Linked DNA regions of Mus musculus: region 2 is linked to region 1. The links are chromatin contacts, found by Hi-C or POLR2A ChIA-PET in ENCODE. All regions are on one chromosome and are shown on one strand. The core of a region is the stretch at or near the end of the contact, and the rest is flanking DNA. Distances in the headings are between cores, read along the strand shown. Region 1 holds the start of Bik (BCL2-interacting killer). Region 2 holds the start of Tspo (translocator protein).

Region 1 (7,779 bases), core at 3,260-5,759:
ATCTCTGTCTCTCTCTGTCTCTCTCTCTCCCTCCCTCCATCTCTCCCTCTCCTTCTCCCTCTCCCTCTCCCTCTCCCTCTCTCTCTCTCTCTCTCACACACACACACACACACACACACACACACACACACACACACATATACACCAGAACTCTCTGCTTTTCTGTCTCCATTACAGAAGGCCAGAGTAGCAAGCTACCTCCTCCCCTTTCGGCTTCTAAGTTCTTCATATGCTCTGGCATGTTTGAGCCTGAGGAGGAAGTACCAGAGTTGACTGGGCTCCTCTGGGAGGTGGACTCCATCCTCTGCCTTCCTGCTGGTGGCATTGGGCTCTTACCTAGACCCTTTACTGAGCCTTCGGCATCCCATGCCCCAAGTAAGCCAGGCGGCCTGCTTGCTTCTTGGCCCTCTGTCTCCAGGACAGAATTCCACTGCTCCTGGCTCTGCTGTCCCAGCACCTCGGGTCAGCTGACTTGGATAGGGCACTTGGCTCTTTATGGCCTCAGTAAATGTTTACCTGTCTGTCTGCCCAGGGAAAGTCCTCTGCAAAACAGCAAGAATGAGCAGTTCACGGGGACAAGGGGGGACCATGCCCCTGTGTGGAGGACCCTGGAGTGGTCTCCAGCACCCAGCCTTCCACCAGACGGCCAAGTAGGTTCTCCTTCACTCCCCTCCCGAGCATGGTGAGCCTCCTCTCAGGTCGGGTAACTGGGCACCACATTTTCTCCCATCTCCTGAAAAACAGGTTTCCTTGGCAGTGCCCAGAGGGTGTTTTGTATTGTCACAACTCAGTGTTGACACTAGGTAAATCAGCTGCCCTCTCCATGCCACCCTGCGCCCTGCCCTCTCCCGCCTGCCCGGGACGCATTTGCTGACACTTTTCTCTGAGGCTTGGCTTCAGCCAACCAAGGGTAGGAGAAAGGAAGCAGCCACACATGTCCAGTCCAGACCTGCTGCTGGCTTCCTGGTGGCCACTCCCAACAAAAGCCGGGCATCGTTCGGCACTTCCTTGAAACAGCTTCCGAATTGTTCTAGGCAGAGAGCAAAACAGTGATTTCTCTGGCAGGATTCACTCAGTCAGCCGCAGAGGAAGCAAGGGTCATTAATTGTCCACAAATGTAACCAACTCACTGAAAACAGGATGCTTTCCGGGGGGTGGGGGGGATTCTGTCTGTGGCAGTGTGGCAGGACAGCTTGAAGACTCACTAGTCAATATGGCCTTCCAAATACCCCTGCCCTTCTACTAAGAGAGGTGGGAAAGGAACATAATAAGACAAGATGGCAAACTGTATGTACCCTGTGACTTTTCTTTCAAGGCAGGGTCTCCTGTTTTCTACATTGGCCTCCAACTCAATATGCAGCCAAGAATGAATGACCTTGAACTTTTGCTTCCTTCCGAGTGTTGGCCTCCACCCCTGGCATATGCGGTCCTGGGAGCTGAACCCAGGAATCTGTGTGTGTTATCCCGCCGCTCTACCAACTGAGCTACATCTCCAGTCCACAAGCTCTGGTTTCTTTGCTCTCAGCGAATCCAGCAGTGATTTCATTACTGTATATCAACCACCTTACAGTGACCAGCATGCAGGTAAGCCCTCCATCCAGAGAGAGTTCAGGCTATGATGGGCACCAGGAACCTAAAATTTGATGTTCCTTGTCTCACAGAACATGCAGGCTACGAATACATGAGATTATTTCAGACAGCCAAGGGCATAGGACAGAACAAATAATGGGTGAGATGTCAGGAAGGGTGGACATGGAGGGGTTGTCAGAGAAATGTCAACTGAGCAAAGACATCAGAAGATGAAAGGCCAGGGATGTATCACTCCGATGACCCCTTATAAACCTCCCAGTGCTACAAAAAAGGATCAACTGTGACAGGAGAGTAGCTCCATCACAGAAGGCCAGAGTAGCAAGCTACCTCCTCCCCTTTCAGCTTCTACGTTCTTCATATGCTCTGGAATGTTTGAGCCTGAGGAGGAAGTACTAGAGTTGTCTGGGCTCCTCTGGGAGGTGGACCCCATCCTCTTCCTTCCTTCTGGTGGTGTTGGGCTCTTACCTAGACCCTTTACTGAGCCTTCAGCATCCCATGCCCCAAGTAAGCCAGGCGGCCTGCTTGCTTCTTGGCCCCCTGTTGCTTAAAATACACAAAGCCCAGGGTCCCATCCCCAGATCTGGAAACAAAACAGATCTAGCTAACTTTAAAATGCTAACTAGGGTTCAGCTTAGAAGATAAGTTAAATGAGCCTGTCACCAAGTTGAAAAATGACACACTGCGTTTTCCAGCTCGGGATGAGAGCCAGCATCCTCTGGCAAAGGTGCACATTTTGAGTTAAGAAAGTTAAAAAATAAGCAATAAAGACCCATAACCCCAGGATCTCAGAGGCAGGAGAATTGAGAGTTCAAAGACAGCCTGGGCTATAAAGTGTGAGACCCTGTCTCCGAAATAGAAAAAGAGCAAAGCACAGACAACCTTTAAAACCTAACTCTGGAGGAACAACTGAGAAACAGCAGCTCTGTGACTTTGAAGGGGAGGCGCTGTAGTTAGATATGACCTGGGGGTCTCCAAAGATTGGGGTGTTGACATTTAATCCCCTTGTGAGGTATTTAAAGGGGAAACTCAACCTCACTGTGGGGTTTAGAGGCCGGACCTTTGAGAGGTGGGTAAAATGTACAATGTATGTCTTCTGCCAACAAAAGGGAGTCACCCAAGATGGCCCTCAACCCCACATGAATCACAAGCCAGAATAAATTTTACTTCTTTATAACCCAACCCAATGCACTGTATCTTATTAGCAACAGAAAGCAGACTAAAAGTCAGCACTAGGGAAGCAAACCGAAGGATTGAGAATGCGAGGCTAGCCTCTGCTACATAGTGAGGCCTTACTTAAGAAAACAATGGTAGTATACACAGAGCTGTGAGTTCCATCCCCAGCTACAAATAACCTGGATACAGTAACTATACCTGGAATCCTAGAACTCAGGTGGTGAAGGTAAGAGAATCAGGAGTTTCAAGACCATCCTCAGCTACATAGTGAGCTGGGGGCCAGCCTAGGCTACATGAAACTTTGCCTCAAAACAAAACAAAGAAAGTCTCAAATCCTGGAGTATAGAGGGGAGAAAATTGGCAGGGTGGAGTGAGAGATGTGGGGAGGGGCAAGGCTGGGAGGTCACGAGTGCCACCTGCCCTAGGCAGGACACTAGATCCAAAAGCAGCCAAGGACCCCAGGTGACCCTTAGGTGTATACTTGTAAAGGAGCAACAGTAAACATGCCCCAACCTAGTGGAAATCAAGGTAGCATTGCCGAGCTACTCAGCCACTTCTTGGGAAAGGTCCCTCCCCACCAGGCTAAACCACAACGCAGTTTACAAACTCAACAAACTGAGGTCCAGAATGGTGGAGGAGCCTGTAGAAAGCTACACAGTCAGAACAGAAAGTAGGTCACAGGTAGAGAGGTTGGTGTGGCCTCTAAGAAAGCCCTCCAGGCTTTGAAGGAGCCAGCTCTATGTAGCTGTTGGGACATAAGCCTATCTGAAATGAGGCCTGCTTCCCTGAGGTTAAAATTAAGGTTCACTGACAACTCCCCCATCCCCCAAAGTAGGTAGGAGACCAGCCTTCTTGAGAGCTGCAGCTGGCTCCAAACCCCTGTAACAGTGTTATCACCTGCATCAACGCCAACAACAATAAACAACACTTTGTAGGGGTGGTTCAGTACACTTCAGAACAGCAATTAAGTTTATAAAACAACCTGCATCCGCATCCTGAAGGCCACAAGGTGGAAAAGTGACACAAGTATTGAACCCCCAGTGCTGGTTGTGGCTGGTACACCGGCGACCTTGCCGGCCCCTCGGATGCACTCCCAGTCCCTGCGCCTGGGCGCAGGCAGGTGGCTAGGAGCTTCGGGGAAATGATGGTCTGAACTACCCAGGTCGCCTAAGAAGGCCCTTCTGCTGCCCCTCGAAGACCTATATCCCCGGGTCCCAGAGAGGACAGATGCGAAGCTGGATTCTGTCGGGAACAGGTGTGAATTACCAGGTCGCGGCAGGGACGGTGCGAATCCCAGGATCCCCGAGGGAGGGACAGATGCGAACTCTCCGGTCCTCGCGGAGACAGGTGCCGACGCCATCTTCCGCCTGCGGCCCGGGCTCAGCCTGGCCGCCCTACTGTGGCAGTGCCGCGCCCTGGTCTCAAGCTGCTCCCCCTAAGTTTTCGACAACCAGGGCACAGCGACAACGAAGGCCACTTGCTCAGCGCGCCCTAGAACCAGGACACAAGGGCCACCCCAGTGCATGGACGCACAGCGAGACACGCGGACCAGACTAGCACCTTCTGGGGTGTCAGACGCAGAGGGGACGTTTCAGAGCCGGGGCCACCGAGGGATTTGGGCACGGGTCCCCAACTTTCCAGCAACTTGGGCTAGGGCTGCAAGACGCTTACCTGCCAAGCTGAGCTGGCGTAGCGGCGGGCGAACTGCCCGAACACCCTCTCGGCTGGGACGCCGGTGGCGGAGTCGGGGGCGCTGGCTGGAGGCGGGTTATTGTGAGCGGCGGGCTGGACCCTGATAGGTGGCCGCGCCCTCCCCGTCCCGCCCCTTTAACTCCTCCCTCCGGGGCTCCAAATCCCCGGTCCCAATAAGTAGCTACAGAACCCCTGTTTTAAAGTCGTTAGCTTGCAGACATTCCTCTGTCGCCTGTAGACCTGCTACTGTGTCCCCGCCAGTGCGTCTGCGAGTGTGCTTTCCGCAGACGCCGCCTCTGCCATCGCCGCGGCCAAACCTTAGCAAGGGCTGTCTACTTGGTCCTCATAGTACTCCTAAAGGCTTGGTGCTTCTGTGGCTTCCCTTTGCTCCCGCCTGCTACAAGTTCCGCACTGCACCTCCAAATCTCCCCCTTTCCCCTCTCTCTTCTCTCCCGGTGTATAGGGAGCTCTCCCAGCCCTCCTTTTGGCGAAGACTTAGGGTGAAGGAGAGGATCGGTAGGAGGTGAAATCTAGAATTACAGGTGAAGTGGGAGGAGTTCAGTCTCCAGTGCCCTGGAGCAGGGGCTCCGAGGTGAGTAAAGATGGAGCACTGGCCGAATTACAAAGTAACCACTATCTATACAACAACAAAACTTGTTTATCCCAAGTCAGCTCCTCTCGGGATAGCAGAGGTCAGAATCTGGGGCAGGTGCCTCCTACTGCGTGCTTTGTCAAGTAGTCAGCTGGACTCTTCCCTCTCCTGTCAGGAGAGGGGTGGTGATATTTGGGGTTCCTTAAATCTTCTCCTGACACGGGAAGGCAGCCCCTCCCCCCACATGTTAGAAGGTCCTCGGCAGAATTTAATCTTAGAGGCCTTCCAATCCTGCCACTCAGATCTTTCCAGTTCTGTGGTCCTTCTGTCACCTCCAAGCCCAGAAGCAAATTGAACCCTGATCTTTGGCCATTAGCCATCAGGGATTGTCACAACCTGGAGTTGGGGGCAGGGGACCTTGAAGCCTCTCTGCCAATACATTTTGCAGATGAATTTGCAGAAAATTGAGACTGAGAGAAGAGAGGCAGTGACAAGGGGTCTCACAGTCCAGAAAGACCTGACCGGTCAGCAGATGCGTTCTGTAAACAGTAGACAAGGTGGAGGAAGGAGGCCAGTTTGAGGTCAGATGGGGACTTAGGGGCCCAGGGGAGGGGGTGAGTGAAAATATTTAGCCTGCAAGATCCCCAAGGCAACAGGCTGATCAAATGGGAGGCTAGCACAGTGACTCAATCCCTGAACGGCCTGCCGCTGGGGAGACTAGGAAGTTGGGTAGGTTCCGGGCAATATAGCAAGAATTCATTATTTGGAGGGGTTTGTTTATTTGTTCGTTTGCTTTTTCAAGACAGGGCTTCTCTGTGTAGCCCTGGCTTTTCTGGAACTCACAGAGATGTGCCAGCCCCAGCCTCCCTAGTGCTGGGTTTAAAAGCATGCACCAACCACTACTACCACCAGGCTGAGAATCCATGTCTCAAATTACAAAGAAAAACTGGGTGTGTTGATACCCCTGTCATCTCAGGTTTGGGAAGTTGAAGCCGGGAGGCCAAGGCGTTCAAGGCTACATACACAGTTTTCCAGTGAGTTCCAGGAGAGCCTGGGGTACAAGAGACCCTGTCTAAAATAAATTAAAAGAAAGAGAGACAAATGAAGGGAAATGGGGCAAAATCACTTAAATAAGAGTGCGCCTTCCTGTTAGTGCTCCATAATTGGGTCAGATGCAAGAAGTAATACAAGTGGTGACAATGGGGACCGCCACCTTCTGTCCCCAGGGCTCACATTTGCTCTTCTCTTCCCTTCTTTTGAAACATTTATTCATTCATTCTGTTGGAGAGGGGACTATGTGTGTGAAGGTCAGAAGACAACCCTCAGAGGTCAGTTTTCTCCTTCACCATGTAGATCCCGTGTTCTGTCCCTGAGCCACTAGGCTATGCACCCTGCTCCCTGAGAGGACCATACTCAGGGACTTGCCCCTTTCTTCTCTAGTGGCCTCAATCTACAGGTGCTGCTCACAGCTACCTCTGGATCCTCATAACCCCACTGCCTTCTGTGCCTGAGATCACTTGTGTCTATGATCCAGCTGACACAGACTTCAAGCCAAGTTTTGGCCTCGAGTTGTCTTTGGATCCTTTGTTTAACAAATACTGGTAGAGTCTGGTGCAGTGGCACCGGCAATCCACATTCTACAAACTGAGGCAGGAGGAATGAGAGTTTCAGCCAGCCTGGGGTACATAGTGAAACCCCCTGCCTTAAACTTGAAGAATGGGGGATTGGGGTATAGCTTAGTTGGTGGAGTGCATACCTTCTACTGGACCTGCCAGTCACTAATGGAGCTAGCCAGCCATGCCAGGGATCTCACTGTCCCCGACTCCCCAACACAGAGGTTCAAGCCAGCACTGCCACACAGGTCTCTACATGGGTGCTGGGATTGAATTTAACAATGGCTTTTCAGGCTGAGCTCTCTCCTTTGCACCACGGTTACATTTACATGAAGTCTGAAACAAGGCAAAGGTCATCTATGGAGAGAAGGGAAAATAATGGAGGCAGGAGTTAGTGAAAAGGGGGCACAAGAGAGCTTCTTGGGTGACAGAACTGAGGTTATCGGCACACACACACACACAGTTTGCCATGCACTGAGTCAGACGCTTACCATCTGTGCGAGTTTTGGTAAGGAAACCAAAAATCAATACGAACTAGAATCTAAGTCCACAAAGGACAACAGAGCAGGCTCGGAAGGTTAAGCAATGAGGATCACCAAGCTCCAGACTGACAGCTGCCAGGAGGGTTGACTAGCTGAGACCATGTTGCTCTCTGGACAAGGCCAGCTTCACTGGTGACAAAAAGAATCGTCACTGAAGACAGTCCTGGCAGAATAGACAATGCAGCTTGCTTAGCCCGGTGGCATGGGTATTTAAAAGCAATTTAATTTAGACACATGTCAGGCCAGAGAACCAGTGGCTGGGGTGACCGAAATAACCTGTTTTGGAGTGTGCGGCTTGTCAGGGGATGGAGAACAGACTTCCACTCTGTCAGACAATTCCAGGAATCCAGGGTCCTGAGATAGCTGGCCCTGCAGCACCGTGGAGGCCTTGAGCAGCAGCAGGCTGTGGCTGTCCCCTGGTTATCATTCAAGTCAGGTCCGGTGGGAGGCAGTGGACCCACGCGGTGCAGACAGGAAGAAGCCCCAGCCCCGTGGACTCTCCTCCCATCCAGAAATAACATCCTTTGACAGGCAGCTTATCAGTGTGATAGCAGGTTTTCTCAAAAAAACAATTACA
Region 2 (7,779 bases), core at 2,310-4,809, 37 kb before region 1:
CACAGTACCACTCCTGTTCCATGGCCTGGGGACACCTGTTAGTGTTTTCAGTTGGTTTTGTTGTTGTTTGTTTGTTCCAAGCTAGCCTGGAACTCCATAGCCCAGGCTAAGCCTTGAATGCATGACCATCCTACTTCAGCCTCCCAGCTCCTGAGGGCTCAGATTACAGACCTGCAGGCCTGCACTGCTACAGCCTGGTTTATACTATTGCTCCCTCCTCCCTTCCCCCCTCCCCCCTCCCCCTCCCCCTTCCCCTCTCCTTCCCCTTCTGTCCTCCCCTCTCTCTCCCCTCCTTCCTCTAAGATTTATTTATTTATTTTATGTATATGAGTACACTGTTGCTGTCTTCAGACACACCAGAAGAGGGCATCGGATCCCATTACAAATGGTTGTGAACTATCATGTGTTTGCTGGGAACTGAACTCAGCACCCCTGGAAGAGCAGTCAATGCTCTTAACTGCTGAGCCATCTCTCTCTAGCCAGCCTCTTCTCTCTCTCTCTCTCAATTCACTCTGTAGTCCAGGCTGGCCTTGAACTCAGAAATCCACCTGCCTCTGCCTCCCAAGTGCTGGGATTAAAGGCATGTGCCACCACTGCCTGGCTCTCCTCTCTTAATAGGGGCACAAAGATATTCACCATGTAGCCCAGACCAGCCTCAAACTGATAGTCGTCCTCTTACTTCAGCCTCCCGGGCAAGCACCACCACTGCAGACAACAGGTTTTAGTAATTTAGCTGAAAGTCCCCAAACGTAAAGTAGCAATCACACAAGTCAATGATGTTGCTGTCTCCCCAGCCATTGACACCAAGTTCCAAACGTGTGCATTTCCCACAAAGAAACCAATGCCTACTGGGCACTTGTTTCTTGTGCCAACCCAGCCCTGCCCTTCCTCATGACCAGCAAGTCCCTTAGGTCCCTCAGAAGCTGCCTTTCCTGAACACTCCCTAGCGGGTCAGAGCCTGTGTGTGGCTGGCTTCCTTCCTGGGAACCCTCCCTGCCTTAGAGGTTTGCCAGCCTTACGCCCCACAGTAGTACCTCTTCCCTCTTGCCATGGCTTTGAAGGAGAAAGTGCTCTCATGACAGCTATGCGCCAGGGGTGGGAGCAAGGGGGGCATTCTCTGTGTCTGGGAAGTTCTTAAACAGGACCAACCAATGTTTCAGAGTCCATCAAGTCTCCCATTATAGTGTGGTGGCTGTCCCAAAGACATACCATAAGGACAGGATCTAGGGACAGGACACTGGACCCCAGGTTTCTACTCCCACCCTCTAGCCGCCCTGGAAGGCAAGACTATCTTTATGCTCTGCTTCACTAAGGGGATCAAAGGGAGGGCCCCCTATTTCCATCCAAAGTCACAAAACAGGACAGTCACCACCCCACTTGAAACTGAAGGAGAAAGTTGGGCCAGGGACCTTCCAGGGACTTCTTGGAGACTGCCCAGTTCCTGAGTCACCCACACAGAGGGGTGGTAGACAGGCAGGGGTGGGGCCCATAAAGCTGAGTCACCCCTCGGCTAGACTGAGCTGGGCAGGAGATCAGCTCAGGGTGGAATCCCAGGATAGTATAGAGTGCAGGACGGAGATACTCAGAGGGGCAAAGCCACCCACTCACCCTTTATTTCGGTCTCTTCTAGAAGACATGTAACATCCTAAGCTTCACCCTGTCACCAGCTTGCTCAGGGTCCTTGGGGTGTTCCAGGAAGGAAGGACAGAACACCAAGACCTCCCTGGAAAACTCCACCCAGGGTTGTGACTATCAGTTCAGGGACCACTCAGCTGCTTCCTCTAGGGGAGGAGGAGATGGCTACCTTTTCATTTCCAGAGAGCATCTTGGACAGAAGAATAAGGACTAGACAGAGGAGAGTATGGTAGTAGGCCTTCTCGATGGTCACCACCCCAGGGCCTCAGTAAAGGAGCCAAGCCTTACTCAAAGGCACTCACTCACTCAGTCAAACCTTCATGTACTCCCCACAGCAGCCACAGGGCAGGGGTCAGCCACCTCTCTTTGATCCACAGTCCCCAGAAAGGGTTTATTGCTAGTGTCACCTTCCAGGTAAAGAAACTGATATGGGGCTGGAGAGATGGCTCAGGGGTTAAGAGCACTGACTGCTCTTCCAGATGTCCTGAGTTCAAATCCCAGCAACCATACAGTGGCTCACAACCATCTGTAATGAGATCGGATGCCCTCTTCTGGTGTTTGAAGACAGCTACAGTGTACTTACATATAATAAATAAATAAATCTTTAAAAAAAAAAGAAGGAAAGAAAGGAAAGAAAGAAAGAAAGAAAGAAAGAAACTGATGGGGAAACTGTAGAACATTCCAGGTTGGTATCTCTACATCCACAATGACACTCGGCCACTCTCGGTCACCTTCCCTTGGGATACAATGCCCTGGGCAAGGATCAGGTCCACAGGCTGTCTCTCTTCTCAGTGTCTGATGGACACAGGCCAACAGCATCGCCCTCTCCATACTTAGCACCATCACTCCATAGAGCTTCGGGCCCCACCTCTTAGTAGGACAGCCAGAAAGGATGCCTGAGCCCTCCTTCTCCTAGGCTGCTATCTGTGAAGCTAGGTCAGAGCCAATGGGCCTGGGGTACCTGTTGCCCTGGGGCTTCCCTAGAGACTATGACCCAGAAACAGAAGGGAGCCGGCCACGCCCTCTTCCGTCCACTGCGTGAAGCTCCTCCCATCCTTGAGCTTTCCTTCCAGCAAAGCCGTTTCTGTCCCGAGGAATTTTAGGACTTTTTGTTTTTAACGAACTTGCAAATCCTCCTTATACCTTTTGCCAGCTTTTCTCATTCTGAAAGTAATCATCGCGCCAGCAACAGGTCAGTTAGGACCGGCAGGAACTGGTCACCATGAGGTCTGGGGTGTGGGGAAATGGCGTGGCGGAGTGGCAACTTTATCAAACAAAACTGGCTTTCAAGGCGCCGCTTGCACAACCCCCTAACAAGGGGAACACAAACAGAAGCCGAAAACTCCGATCAGAGAAAAGCTTAAAAAGCAAGCCTGCTGTCTGTCGGCCTCACCCCTCAGGTACCTACCACTATCAAGAGTTTCTAGACGCTGGCGGGTCTCAGCCCTGAGACGGCCAGGCACACACACGCAGTACCCAAGTTCACAAATCACTACGCAGGAGAAGCGTCCACACCACACATGCAGGCTTTGATCTCAAAGCAGGCTTAGGCAGCTGCCGCTCAAATCCTGGCTCCTGGGCTTTGCATAGTCTCGGTTTCCCACGGATCCCAGAACTCCTCTGCAGGGGAAGCAGGATTCCCAGCAGCCAGAGGCTATCTCCTCTTCCCGCCCAGCTGCCTCCAGCTGCAGCAGCCAACTCCTGCCTCACCGAGGTAGGCACAGGACATTGGCCGCTGTCCCCAAAGGCCAAACACCCTCAGCCTCAGCAGCACATCCTCGGGAGGAGTCCCTCCCGCTTGGACCTGGCCTCAGTTTCCCTTTTGGCTCCCCGCCGTCAGGGTCTCACGTACCCACAGCCCCGCTCACGCAGTCGCTGGTTGTTCCGTGAAGGACACTGCGCACAGAGGTTGGTAGCCGCTGACCCCGCCTCGCCCCGCCCCGCCCTGCGCCGCACCCGGAGGCACCCTGCCTTCCCAGGCCCGCCCTCAACCAGGCACCCCTCTTTTTTTCTCTCCTCATCGTGGGCCTGGACACAGAGGGGAGAGATGCATCGCAGACAGGCAGACAACGAATGCCACAGAGGTGGCACATGTTTGTATTTCACACCGAGACAGGAGGATGACAGTGAGCTCGCAGTCAGTCTGAGCTGCGTATTATATTCCCCCCCCCCCCCCCACTGTGCCTGGCTGAATTCTACCTATCATCTTATCCGTATTTTGTGTTTTTTGTTTGTTTGTTTATTTGTTTGTTTGTTTTAATGAGGGACTTGGGATATAGTTCCATTGTGGAGTACTTTCTGTGCACGCAAAGGCCCCTGAGTTTCAATCCCCAGCACTGCCCAAAATAAAGGAAAACAAAACTAACCGCTTTCTGCCTCTTGTGTTAGTAAGGCCCTAGGCGCTATGCCTGGCCACACCCACTTGCTGGCAGCCCTCAACCTCTTCCTGTGAGTCAATTAGAGTAGGCTGGCTGGGCAAGGAGCCCCACCAATCTGCCTGTTTCAACCTCCTGGGCCCTGGGATTATAACTGTGTACTACTATACCCAGGGTTTTAACACAGGTTCTGGAAATGAAACTCAGATCCTGGTGTCTGCAAGGTAAAGGTGAGCATGCGACCCACTAAGGTATCGTCCCAGTCCCGGGCTTCCTGTTCTTAACCAGCAGCACAGCAGCCGAAGGCGGTCTGATTGAGACATCTCTCAGCACACCTCTGCAGCCTTGCCAATCCCTGCGGCAACGGCTCTACATGCCTTGTACGTGCCTACAGCTTTTCAGTCTCTCTGCGCCCCTCTGGCGTACCCTTGTCTGCCTCCTGGATAGGTTTCACGTCCTATTGTGTATTTGCAAAGGATTGACTGTCACCGGGAAGGGGGAGAGGGAGCTGGGGGAGGGGATCTATGGTGGAAATTTAGTCCCCGTTGTGAAGAATCAAGAGGTGAAACCAAGTGGGACCAGGTGGACCTTGAGGTGACTATGTCCCAAGGATTCACGGTGTGGCCCCTATCCATTCACGATTCATTCAGGAATAGATCCATCGGTTATCCTGAGTGTAGGTCTGGTATCAAAGCCAGCCAGTGCAGGTTCTCGGATAGGGCCCCTCTTGTCAGATGAAGCCCTACATCCCTTGGATTCTGTAGAGAGTCTCCACCAGCAAGGAGGCTCTTGTGAGATGCAGCTTCTGACCTTGAACTTTACAACCCTGAGGACGGTAACTTGTACTCTATATAAATGGCCCAGTATGTCATTCAGTGATAGAAACAGAAAACTAACTGAAGCATCTTCCCTCTCAGTGGCTCATTTTGTCTAGGTTGGCTAGTCCTCCTAGAGCTCTTGCCAGAGTCCCTCTGTCCTTCAGATCCTTGGAAGTGGGTTGTGGTCCAGCGGCCTCATGCTGTGTGTTATGACATCAGTATGCAACTGTATACATCTCTGGCGCACTCGACTGTTGTTGCTACTACCTTCTTGCTACAGCCTGTGGATGTAAATTTGGGCTGCAAAGATTTGAAATTTTACAAGCACAGCCTCCTATGTGAGTTTAAACTTAGTCCACTGAGCCAGCAATCAAAGGACCTGACCTTTTTATTTTTTGTTTTACACGTGTGGGTATCTTACCACATATATGTATGCGTACCATGTCTGTGCCTGGTGCCCACAGAGGTCAGAAGAGGGCCTTGGACATCCTAGAACTAAAGTTAAGAGATGGTTGTGAGAGCTGGGCGTGGTGGCGCACACCTTTAATCCCAGCACTTGGGAGGCAGAGGTAGGTGAATTTCTGAGTTCGACATCACCCTGGTCTACAGAGTGAGTTCCAGGACAGCCAGGGCTACACAGAGAAACCCTGTCTCAAAACAAACAAACAAACAAACAAACAAACAAACAAACAAACAGATGGTTGTAAGAATTGAACCCAGCTCCTCTGGAAGAGCAGCTAGTACTCCTAACTGCTGAGCCATTTCTCCAGCTCCCATTTTTGTTTAATCTTTATTTTTGGAGTCTCCTGTATAATCCAGGCTGGCTTTGAACCCATGATCCTGACTTCTCAAGTGCTGGGGATACAGACATGCACCATCATGCCTGGCTTCCACAGCCCTGACAGTGTGGAAGGCCTCATTGTTACTTTTCAGACCTGAATTTTTTTTTTTTTTTAACAGTTTCTCGTCTTTCGTTTCCTCACTTCTCTTTCTGGAATGCCTGTCACTCAAGGCCCTGGACTTCCCGTGTTGCTCTTCTCGCTCTCTGTTCTTGCTTAGTTCTTCTGTTTCCCTTCTTTAGTCCTCCCCCTCCCCCCAGTGGTTTCTTCTGGACTCCACTGAGGGTTTCAATTCTGCCCAGCCGTTTGCTGTCAATCACTGCCCATTTTTATCTCAGAACCCCACTGTCCTACCTCCTGAAGAGATCAGTGATATTCTTTTAATTACCTTTTTGTAACATTCATTTATTTTGTACATGAGGTCAGTGGAGAGCTTGCCAGATGTGGTTTTCTCCTCCCATCATGTAGGTTCCAAGGACCAAATTCAGGGTTTCTGGCTTAGTAGCAAGCACCCTTACCCACAGAGCCGTCTTACTGGCCCTAAAGTTAATATTTAAAAACTGTTGTTTTCTTCTTTCCTCAGCTTCCAAAATCTATATGTTAGCTTTCTTTTCTGCCCATCAGAGGCTTTTCTTAGATGCATGGGAGTCCTTGGATGTCTTATCCCAATTTAAAAAATGTACAGGGCTGGTGAGATGGCTCAGTGGGTAAGAGCACCCGACTGTTCTTCCGAAGGTCCAGAGTTCAAATCCCAGCAACCACATGGTGGCTCACAACCATCTGTAATGAGATCTGACTCCCTCTTCTGGTGTCTGAAGACAGCTACAGTGTACTTACATATAATAAATAAATAAATCTTTAAAAAAAAAAATGTACAAAAGCTGGGCATCAGGAGATAGGCAGGTGGATCTCTGAGTTCAAGGCCAGCCTAGTCTACAAAGCTAGTTCCAGGACAGCCAGAGATACACAGAGAAACCCTATCCAGAAAAAGCCTGATGATCACCATCATCATCACCACCACCACCATCATCATCATCATCAAAGAAAAAAAATAAGCCTGTGGGTGATTGTTGTTCAGTAGTTGGGGTTCGCTCTTCTGGAACATCCGTGACGTCGGGGTTTTCCTTCTGAAATGTTTAGCATTTGCCATGGTTCCCCAGTCCTTTACTTGGAGGATAGGGGTCTGACTTTAACATTCCAGGAGCTTTCTGAAGCAGCACACTGGAGTGGGTCTCTAGAGTCAGCATTCACTGTGAGCCTGTTCCAAAGGAACCCCGGATTCCTGCCCCACCTTTCCCTTGATTTTCCCAAACTGAAGCTCAGATGATTCCAGGGACCAGTGGCTGGGGAGAGGTGAAGGCTCAAGGATCTAATCTTTTTTATTTCAAGGATATATTCAAATAGATTTGCACTTTCTTTCTCCCTCATTTCTAGAAGGAGCTGCTACTGCACACAGCTAAGCTTTAAAGGATGCTGTTAAAGGAATGAGACCTGGCTTTTGGGTTAGTTAGTTGGTTGGTTGGTTGGTTAGTTAGTTGGCTGGTTGGTTAGTTAGTTAGTTAGTTAGTTTGTTTGTTTGTTTGTTTGTTTCAAGACAGGGTTTCTCTGTGTAGCCCTGGCTGTCCTGGAGCTCACTCTGTAGACCAGGCTGGCCTTGAACTAGAGATCCACCTGCCTCTAGAATCAAAAGAACCACCACCTGTTCTTTAGCTTTCTCCTCCATGTCTGGAGAGAGTCTAGGGCCAGCCAGGACAGGTAACCCAGCTTATCTTCTTTCTGTTTTCAAGACAATCAGTGACTAGGGTTTCTATCTTCTTTCAGTCTGTGGAATTCATGTCTTTTTTTGTAATTTTTTTTTTTGAAACAGGGTTTCTCTGTGTAGCCTTTGGCTATCCTCGAACTCACTCTGTGACTGCCCAGCCACTGGGGAGGCAGAATGTGGGGAGTTTGACTGCACTGCCTGGAGGGAAGCACCAAGACACTGCTCAGGGGTGGGAAAGCTCTGAGATGTGGGGAAGACGGAGCTGGTTTGGGGGTCCGGAGCTGGTTTGGGAGTCCCAGGCCTGTGACGAGGCCGGGGCCATGGGTTTCTCAGATTCATCCAGATGCCAC

What was found. Hi-C counts contacts between places; a loop is a spot of excess contacts on that map. ChIA-PET counts read pairs that join two places held with the same protein, here RNA polymerase II (POLR2A).
Region 2: a loop to region 1 is called in a map of heart, with 2.7 times the contacts of the local background. The contact joins the promoter of Tspo here to the promoter of Bik in region 1. A Hi-C loop is called at or near these places in 5 of 37 maps with a recorded cell type or tissue (all heart). POLR2A ChIA-PET finds 5 or more read pairs at or near these places in 4 of 5 experiments (Patski and embryonic stem cell).

The regions. Positions count from the first base shown.
Region 1 is chr15:83,523,592-83,531,370 of GRCm38, reverse strand. It overlaps Bik (BCL2-interacting killer), which reads right to left and starts at 4,509. Exons shown (of 5, transcript NM_007546.2): 1 at 4,435-4,509.
Region 2 is chr15:83,559,353-83,567,131 of GRCm38, reverse strand. It overlaps Tspo (translocator protein), which reads right to left and starts at 3,559. Exons shown (of 4, transcript NM_009775.4): 1 at 3,488-3,559.